2 separate regions of the Homo sapiens genome follow, and region 2 is linked to region 1. A link is a contact called in ENCODE Hi-C or POLR2A ChIA-PET data. All regions are on one chromosome and are shown on one strand. Each heading gives the region's core, a stretch centred on a gene start or an enhancer-like site at or near the end of the contact. The rest is flanking DNA. Distances are from core to core; before and after follow the strand shown.

Region 1 (4,569 bases), core at 1,098-3,597:
GTCAGCTAGGAGTTTCTGGGAAAGATGATACGGAAGATCTCTCTTACCCTTTCTCCTTGTATGAGGGTGTAATGCTTGGAGCTGCCCCAACCATCCTATGACTTGAAGGAAGACAGAGGGTGATCCAGCAGGAAAATAGAAAAAGGCTCTACACCATCCTGACATTTTTTATGCAGACTTTTGGTTAGGTAAATTAAAGAACTCTATTGTTTAAGTACGTTTGAGTTGAGGATTTTGTTACATGTAGCCAAAAGCATTCAAAGGGTGTGTGTGTGTGTGTGTGTGTGTGCGCCTGCATGCATGTGCATCCAGCAGTCCACCCAACTCCTTCTGGTACAAGAAACCTTCTGTTCTATAGATAATCAATACTTTGAGATTTGTGTTAGGTTAACTTGCCTCTTTTTCTGTATTTCTCTGTCACAATAGCAGGTGTGTAAAACAGGTCTCGTCAAATATTTTCCCTTGGCACTGCACTTTCTTAGAGATGGGTATGTGACTAAATCTGGGACAATGAAAAGTCCTTGCCGAAACTCTCTTGCAGAAGTTTTAAGTAAAAACTGTCTTTTTGCTGGGTTGTTCAAACAGGTTGAGTGTATAGTTTGGGTTGTCCAGAAGAAAGAGACAAACATATTCCTAATATGATATTGAGCCACTAGAAGCAGCCATGCCCGACTAGAAAAAATTCTGGATTTTGTGTTTATATGAGTCAGTAAATTGCCCTTAAACAATAAGTGGTGGGCTAAGTGTAGTAACTCACACCAGTAATCCTAGCACTTTGAGAGGCCGAGACAGAAGGATCAACTGAGGCCAGGAGTTTGACACCAGCCTGGGCAACATAGTGAGACCTTGTCTCTACAAAAAATAAAAATTAAAAATTAAAAAAAAATTACCCAGGTGTGGTGGTACACACCTGTAGTTCCAGCTACTTGGGAGACTAAGGTTGGAGGGTTGCTTGAGCCTGGGAGTTTGAGGCTGGCTGCAGTGAGCTATACTGTGCCACTGCACTCCAGCCTTTGCAACAGAGCAAGACCATGTCTCTAAAAAACATACAACAACAACAAAATTAGCCTTTAAACTTAGTTTGAGCAGTATTTTGCTAGAATCTTAACACAAATTGAGAAACAGTTTTACCCCAAACATGGTAAACTTAGATAACTCATTACCCAGGATGTGATATAGACTAATAATATTAAAGTTTAAGAAAAGTTTAGGCCAAGTGTGGTGCCTCACCCCTATAATCCCAGCACTTTGGGAGGCCGAGGTGAGTGGATCACCTGGGGTCAGAAGTTCAAGACCAGCCTGGCCAATGTGTGAAACCCCGTCTCTATTAAAAATACCAAAAAAAAAAAAAAAAAAAAAAAAGCTGGGCATGGTGGTGCGGCTGTAATCCCACTATTCAGGAGGCTGAGGCAGGAGAATCCCTTGAACCCAGGAGGCAGAGATTGCGATGAGCCAAGATTGTGCCATTGCACTCCAGCCTAGGGAACAGAGTGAGACTCCGTCTCCAAAAAAAAAAAAAAGAAACATTTACATTTAGAGAAATTCGTCGATGATGATAACACTACAAGGAGACAACAAAAACCATGAGAAAATTTTTAGGACACATTCCCAGCTTGTTGGAATAAGGTAAACTCTGTTGCAAAGAAGGTTCGGAGCATTTGAAGGAATATTCAGGCAACAGTGTGACAGAGAAGTAGAAAGAGGAGAAACTAAAAATAGAGAAATCCATTCAAGAGGTAGTTAGAATAGGAGTAGAGAGGTGACGAGGTCCTGAACCAAGGCCACAGCTCTAGCATGAGGTGCATGGCAAGACAGAAGGAGGAAGAAAAATTACTCTAGGAATCTACCTTACGTGCTTGATAGACTTGGGGTGTAGTGTAGAAAAGTAAGGAAGAGAAAATACTGGAAGGAAAGGGGTGGTGTAAAGCGCTCATTTTTGGAAATTCTGACTTTGAAGTAAGTAGGAAGAGGTGCCTGCTAGGTGGTTAGATCAACCCCAGGAGAAATCAAGGCTACAGAAGTGGATTTGGAAGTCAATCACCTGATGGGTGAAATGCAAAAATGTGGAAATGGAGAATATCACACAGAGAAAAGAGTGCTGAGGACGCAGCCTTAGGGAATGACAAGAATTGAGGAGCCAAAGTTGGAGAAACAGGACAGTGGCATCTGTGGAGGCAGGCAGAGCCCCACTTCTTTTGCTAATTCTGAATAATAAAACATGACAAACACATATGTCACAGTGTTTCATAGATATACTGTGTAGTAATCCTGTTTCACATCGGGAATGCTGTAGTAGGCAGTGATTTCATTATCCACGTGATCAAGCTTGAAGAGATCAGAGGATGACCAACAGTGCCTTCTGGGTGGTGCACACTAACACTTCCCCTGGTCTGCTCTGTTCCCATGCTCAGATAAGAAGCTCCCATTGAAGCTGGTAGAGAGAAGGAAAGCACTTGAGCACTGTGAAGTGTTACACAATCTTCTCTTTTAGGCAAGCCTGGCCATTGTGACACCCAGTGCGACAGGCAGGGGTTGTAAGTTGCATCATAGCACCTTGGAGCACTTGCTCAAGGTACCAAGTTCCTAGCTGGTGTTAGCTCATCATAGAAAAGTGGCCAGGCTTATATCATCTGAAGAAAGTAAACAGTTCAGAAACAGAAATAGTTCATATAATACAAAGTCACCAAAGCAATGCCTTTTTTTTTTTTTTCACCTGTGAGTGATCGTATTGATTTAATACACACAGCTTATTTCTGTCCCAGGTTACAAACTAGCCCTAGGGAAACGGTGGAGCCAGTCATTTGGATTGCCCTTTACTGGCTGGGAATTAAATCATTACTTATTCCATTTTAGAATCACAAGTAGTACCCTAAGGCCTACTTTCCTAAGGATTAAAATCAAGGCATGGAAGTGAAGAATCCAGGTGTAATTCTCAGATGCATGCAGATGTTGAGAATGCAGCAATTTTTCCTGGAAAGCTGTCACTGCAAAATCATCCTGCTCACGATATGCTCATTCCTAGTTCTCAAGCATATCCAATTAGTCAACAAGCCTGATTTCTCCTTTTAAAATGGCACTGACTCTTATTCTCCCTCCTCATGCCAATCTCTCCTACACAGTGCAGACAATTATCAGCTCACTCCCTGGGCTACCCAGGAAACCTCAGATTTCCTCTGCCATCCTGCATGCTGCTACCAATTGCATTTTTTCCTTTCCCTCCCCTACTTCTCTCTCTCCCTCCTTTTCTTTCTTCCTTCCTTAATTTTGGAAAATTCAGTCATTTCTTTATTCCAAAATTGAATTAATTTTAAATCCATACAGAGTCCTCATGGTGGAGGAAATGTGAGTGGGAATTCTTTACCTTTCTCTTGACTCTCATCTCTGGGTGAAGCATTTATTCAACTACTTCAGAGCTGTGCCGCTTGGCAGAAATAGCTTTCACTTCCCTTCCTAAAGCTCTTTCTTCTTCTTCTTCCCAAGTTATTTGGGTCTTTTAAAATATATGTTTTTTTCATAAGAAACCCACATGTATGGTGCAAAATTCAAAAGGTATGAGAGAGTATTCATTGAAAAGTATGCCTAGCCTGGCACAGTGGCTCAGCCTGTAATCCCAGCACTTTGGGAGGCCAAGACGGGCAGATCACCTGAGGTCACGAGTTTGAGACCAGCCTTGCTAACATGGTGAAACCCCGTCTCTACTAAAAAATACAAAAATTAGCCAGGCATGGTGGCTCATGCCTGTAATCCCAGCTACTCGGAAGGCTGAGGCAGGAGAATCTCTTGAACCCAGGAGGTGGAGGTTGCAGTGAGCTGAGATCGCACCACTGCACTCCAGCCTCAGCAACAGATCCCAGGTTTCCTTTCCTAGAGGAAACCATTGTTATCAGTGTCCTGTATTTCCCTTCACAAATATTTCTATGTGGATATAAACATTGCAACTTTTATTAAAAAAATTTTTTTAATCTCTTTTTTGAGAGACATGCAATTTATTTTTAAGCACAAATGGTACATACTATACATACTGTTATGCTCATATCCTTTTCTCCCCCCAGAAATATATATCTTGGAAAATTATCCTTCTTAGAACACATAGAGCTAACTTTATCTTTTTAGTGGCTCTATGTTCATTTTTTAAACTGTCTTTTATGGACTAGGAATTAAAACATTATTTTTTCTATCTCACAATAATAAGCAGTACCCCAAGGCCAAGTTTCCTAAGGATTAGAATCAAAGCATGGAAATAAAGAACCTAGCTGTAATTGTAAGATGCATGAAGACAGTGAGGTACCATAATTACCTGAGCCAGTTCTTTGGCAGAGGACATTTAGACTGTTTCTAATCTTTTGCTAGTAGGAACAATGCTACAGTGAATGCCTTGAATGAATGCCATTTTGTTCATGTATGAGAACACCTGCAGGATAAATTCCTGGGAGAAAAATTGCTAAATCCAAGGGTGAGTACATTTTAAATATTGCAAAATTACTCTCCAAAAATGTCTATTTTTCTTAATCATTGCATTTATTATATTACTCTTTTGCTCCCAAATGTTAGTGAATCCTTGCACTTATT
Region 2 (4,739 bases), core at 1,036-3,535, 130 kb after region 1:
AGCTATAGATAGAACAAAGGCATGTCAATTGCAACCTGGTCTCAGTTTAGGCTTAGCTCTCCTCACCAATCCCCTATCAGGATATTAGTGGCTTATTTATTTATTTTTAACCTGTATCATATTAAGCTCTTTGACAAATCGCATTTTGATTTATAGTCTGTGCTTCTGGCATGTGCTTTAATGGCATTAGCCAACTCTAGACACATACTGAATTCATTATGTACCTTATGTATGTAAGTAGTAATACTTCCTTTTAATGAACATACGGTCACGTCAAAGTGCTGCGAGGTTGTTTTACAAAAGCATCTTTGTGTAGTGCTCCTCAGAAGTTTTGAGATGAGTATTAAGTTGAAGATTAATATGCTGTATTTTAAGTTGTATTTTAGTGGAGTAATGTATTATAATTTTGCCCTCTCCTTAAGGTGAGTAGACTATTATAGTCTGAGTCTTTGATTCTTAGGCTTTGGTTCTTAATTAGAATTCAACATTGTTGACATGTAAATTGTGACCAGATGAATTCAAAACTCAAAAAGTAAAATTGCCTTTGAATTTGTATCCTCAGCTACGATATTGATTGAAAATCGATGAGTAACTCTTATTCTTGTTTTCTATAGGCAGTAAGAAATTCACAGAATCTATTTACAGCTATACGTGACAGCACTTAACCTTGACTATGCCTGCTAAAAGGTTTCTTGACTTTAAAATGTGGATACTCTTCAAGATTTGAGGGCAGGGCTTCTCCTAAGGTAGAGGCAGAGAAGTAAACCAGCAACAAGTAGGGCTCAAGATCTAGCCTGTCTGATCAGGCTTCCAGACCAAGGAGTGGCAGCAGTCCAAACCACCTGTCTCTGCTGACTAGGCAATCTTAATAGCCATCCCACTCCTCATCAGTACGTGGGATCTGAGCACAGGTCTAAGCAGATTAATAGTTTTCTTAGTGAAGTGATCCATGGAGTCAAATGCATGACAGTATCTTCAGGATTCTGTGGGAAGAGGAGGGGGTCTATGGAGGACACTAGGTCATCCCCTTGAAAAGAGAGATAGAGACCATTACTTGAGGGAAGAGCTAAGCAGAATGTCAGAGCTTTGGCTAAGCAAACAGATATGAGCAGAGTTCTAGTTCAACTAGGAGCACAGAGTGAGAACCAGATATTGGGGCAGGAACTCTTCTGTTTGACGTCTACAGTGGGAGAGACTGCACACCTGTGAGCACAGGGATTCCTTTGTGTAGGGGTTCCTTAAAGACAGATAACAGTTTATGGGCAGATAACAGTTTCCAGAGGGATGGGGCTCCCTGTATAATGCCAGGGGCTGCCAGGATTGACTTAGGATTGACTCAGGGACTGCGTGGGGCTGACCCTGCAGGTTGAATGCTGTCAGTGATTACAACAGGGCAAGGGCACCTTGACTGTCTCAGAAACTAATAGAATCTTTCTTTGACAATAACCACTGGCGAGCATTTCCAGGAAGTCTTTGAAAATTGCTGGGAGTCTGGGCAAGAAACTCCACTCACTGAAAGCATGGTATTTGATTCATTATAAAACAGAAGGAAAAACATTAGTAATAGACGTGGTATGTCCCAGCCTTGTATAGTTGAAAGTAAAACTAAGTCATACGTTTTCAATTTGGTGTGACATTGTCTAATTTCTAAATTTATTATTATTTTGAAATTATAGGAAATGATTAGAAGTATGAGGGTGTGCTTCTTCTGTTGTTTATTTTTCACATTTGAGTCTTACTACATGTCACCATTGTCCAGCATTTCAGAGACAAAGGGAGTATTTTTGACATTCATTAAAACTGTTTTGGTGAAAGAGCTGTATTACGGTACTATTTAATTTTTATAATAGTTTATCAGAAATGAGATTAGAGCCTATTTATTGAATTATCTTATTTTGAAACTCTCACATATTTATTGAGTACAGATTAGAATCAAACTGTTTAGAATATTAGAAAAGTCTTTTTCAAGTACAAAGGGCAGAGATTATATCTGTAGGTAGTTCCCCCAAACCCCCGAGGGGAAGTTTTGTTTTAAATGTTTACATGTTTTATATTGACACATTTGTTGGCTTAAAAAATATGGCAATAGCATCTAGCATAGTGCTAGATGTATGTGGTTGCAATTTGACATTATTTTATTGATAACTATATTGTGTATAAACTTTCTTTTCATGTCTTTTTATGTGAGAGACATCAGATATTCTACTAGCTGTTAGGAGGTAGTGAAATTAAGTTGATTCTCACAGTATTTGCATCTCAGTCTTCTGCCTCAGCATGTGACCTTGCCTGTGAAGGTTCAGAATAGCTGTTTTATTATTTCGCTTAGGGTGATCGGGCTCTGGTAAATTGATTGGCACTAGCCCAACTCACAGCCTATTGAATCATGAATTTATTACTTTAGGCAACAAATAGTTTAACACCTTCCTACATGCCATACATTGTTGTCCTTGCAGGAGGTAAACTCTTGGAGAAGATGGTGGGGGATAGAACCAAGTTCCTGCCCTTAATTTATTCATTCCTATGAGAAGTGAAACATTCATGTAAAACAGATGACTCAGATTGCTGTTAAAAAAAAAAAAAAATCCAGTAGGGCAAACCTATTTGAATAACCAAATTAAGATCAGGATTGGCTGGGTGTGGTGGTTCACGCCTGTAATCCCAGCACTTTGGGAGGCCAAGGTGGGTGGATCACGAGGTCAGGAGATTGAGACCATCCTGGCTAACACGGTGAAACCCCGTCTCTACTAAAAATACAAAAAAATTAGCTGGGCATGGTGGCGGGCTCCTGTAGTCCCAGCTACTCGGGAGGCTGAGGCAGGAGAATGGTGTGAATCCAGGAGGGGGAGCTTGCAGTGAGCCGAGATCACGCCACTGCACTGCAGCCTGTGCAACAGAGCAAGACTGCATCTCAAAAAAAAAAAAAAAAAAGATCAGGATTTTGCCTAGTAACTATAGAGTTCAAGCAGAAGCAATGAAATGGTCTAAACTATAGCTTAAAAAACAATATCTGTTAAAGATATCTTTGTCAAGTAAGTCTGAATATTTTGCTTTTATAGTTAAAAAGATAATTAAATTCTGACTTTTTCATTTCATCTTTTAGAGTCTCAAGCCCCATATAAAGTTTCCAAATAAACATTAATTCTGGGTTGCTGAGAGATGTTATTCTGATAACTGAGGAATGTTTATGATTGAGGTATTAAATAAAAGGTTATCTTAACAAAAGGAGAAGGAAGGTAAATGTAGTAGAAGGCAATCTGTTAACAATATTAGCTTCATTCTTATAATGCTTTGCAGTTTACAAATGCTTTCACATATGCTGGAATCTGATTATTTCAGCGGTTCTAGGGGATTGGTAGAGAGGCTGTTGTTAGACCTACTTAATAGATGAAACAGACTCTGATGAGGAAAGGGACGTCCCCAGAACCTGAGTTAGTGGCTGGTTGGGTCCTGAACTCACACATTCGGAGTCTCCAGCATCAGTGCTCTCTGATGGGGGCCAAGAGTTAGCCTGCTTTTCATGTAAATGCCCTAGTACACATTCCTTTCAGACAATCAGGACATTGGGTTCAGGTCAGACTGATTTGATAACAATTTGATAAGGTGTGGAATCTTCCTGTGATTAAAGAGAGAAATCTGATAAGGTACAAGACTTACCATGAAACAGATAAAGGCTCTCTCAAAAGGCTGCCTCCAGTTAGAATTCCCCAGCTGGTCCTTGGCACATGGTTCCATGTGTTTATTATGTAGCTCACACTCGAAATCACCCCTGGGGCAGGTTGAGCCATTCCAGCATTTTGTAAAAAGTTGTGTGCATGTGCTCACACACAAATGAGGAAAAGAGGACTGAAAAAAATGGTTCTGTGAAAGTGAAAGGATTCACTTGCTTTTCCCAGTCCTATTATGAAAGATGGTTTAGTTATATCAAAGGGCTTCTTTTGACTTGTTGTATAATTCGATTCTTGAGTTTTCAGTTGGCTTATTTGAAATTTTGTAAATTGCAATTTATAAAATTGGAGGGCCCTGAGAGATCAAGTTCCACTTGTGGCTCGAGGAATGAGGATACTGAGATTAGGGGTTAGGGCTTGCTCAGGTTTTTGTTGCAGACAGGAAAAACAAAAAATCTGGTTAACTTAAACAGAAAAGAAATTCTCTGATAGGACATTGAGCAGCAGGCAGAAATACTGGGAAGACAGAGACCTAGCTTGAAAAATAAGGGACTAAATATGATTTGTAGCAACCACAGCCACAGGCAAAATCCTGACCCACAACCAGTGCACCGAAGACTTGATTGCTCATCACGTCACGTCTTGCTGTGCCACCACTGCTGACATCTCTATTGCTGCTGCCCCTAGAAATGGGATGGTACTGCTATCATTGCATCTACCTCTGGATTAGAGGTTCTTTGGGTCACTACCTCTAGATCGAAGACTGTTGAGAGCGTCGGACTGGCAAAGCCAGGTTAAAGTTCTGTATCCCAGGGGACCGTTCTTCCTCTCCTATGGGATGGTAGAATGCCTTTCTGCAAAGCTTACAAGATAGGAGGAGGGGTTTAGACGCTAGTAAGCAAAACCAAACCATACCAAAACATGAGACAGTTATCTGCTATGGAAACATACCCATTTACTGGCTATTTAAGAGGTTAGAACTTGAGTTTTCTGAATTTTCTCAGGATGCCAAATTTATAGCTAATATAGATTTCCTTTATGAAAAGTGACAGAGGCTCTGTGGTTTGTAAGAGA

The links. Hi-C counts contacts between places; a loop is a spot of excess contacts on that map. ChIA-PET counts read pairs that join two places held with the same protein, here RNA polymerase II (POLR2A). Pooled maps may share reads with other maps.
Region 2: a map of chondrocyte shows a loop between it and region 1 (2.0-fold over the local background). The contact joins two enhancer-like sites. A Hi-C loop is called at or near these places in 1 of 168 maps with a recorded cell type or tissue (chondrocyte), 18 of 37 single-sample maps with no recorded cell type and 10 of 50 pooled maps. POLR2A ChIA-PET finds 5 or more read pairs at or near these places in 5 of 52 experiments (GM12878, HEK293, activated B cell and 2 more).

What each region holds. Positions count from the first base shown.
Region 1 is chr2:156,403,349-156,407,917 of GRCh38, forward strand. It overlaps a transcript of GPD2 not described here. Among named protein-coding and RNA genes, the nearest start is that of TRG-GCC2-2, 4.4 kb to the left of the region's middle. Within about 2 kb of position 2,348, at least 4 of the 41 ENCODE cell types and tissues checked have a DNase peak (open chromatin) inside an H3K27ac peak, as active enhancers do.
Region 2 is chr2:156,535,911-156,540,649 of GRCh38, forward strand. The region is part of intron 6 of GPD2 (glycerol-3-phosphate dehydrogenase 2); the gene reads left to right. Among named protein-coding and RNA genes, the nearest start is that of GPD2, 100 kb to the left of the region's middle. RefSeq lists an enhancer at 2,741-2,800. Within about 2 kb of position 2,286, at least 2 of the 41 ENCODE cell types and tissues checked have a DNase peak (open chromatin) inside an H3K27ac peak, as active enhancers do.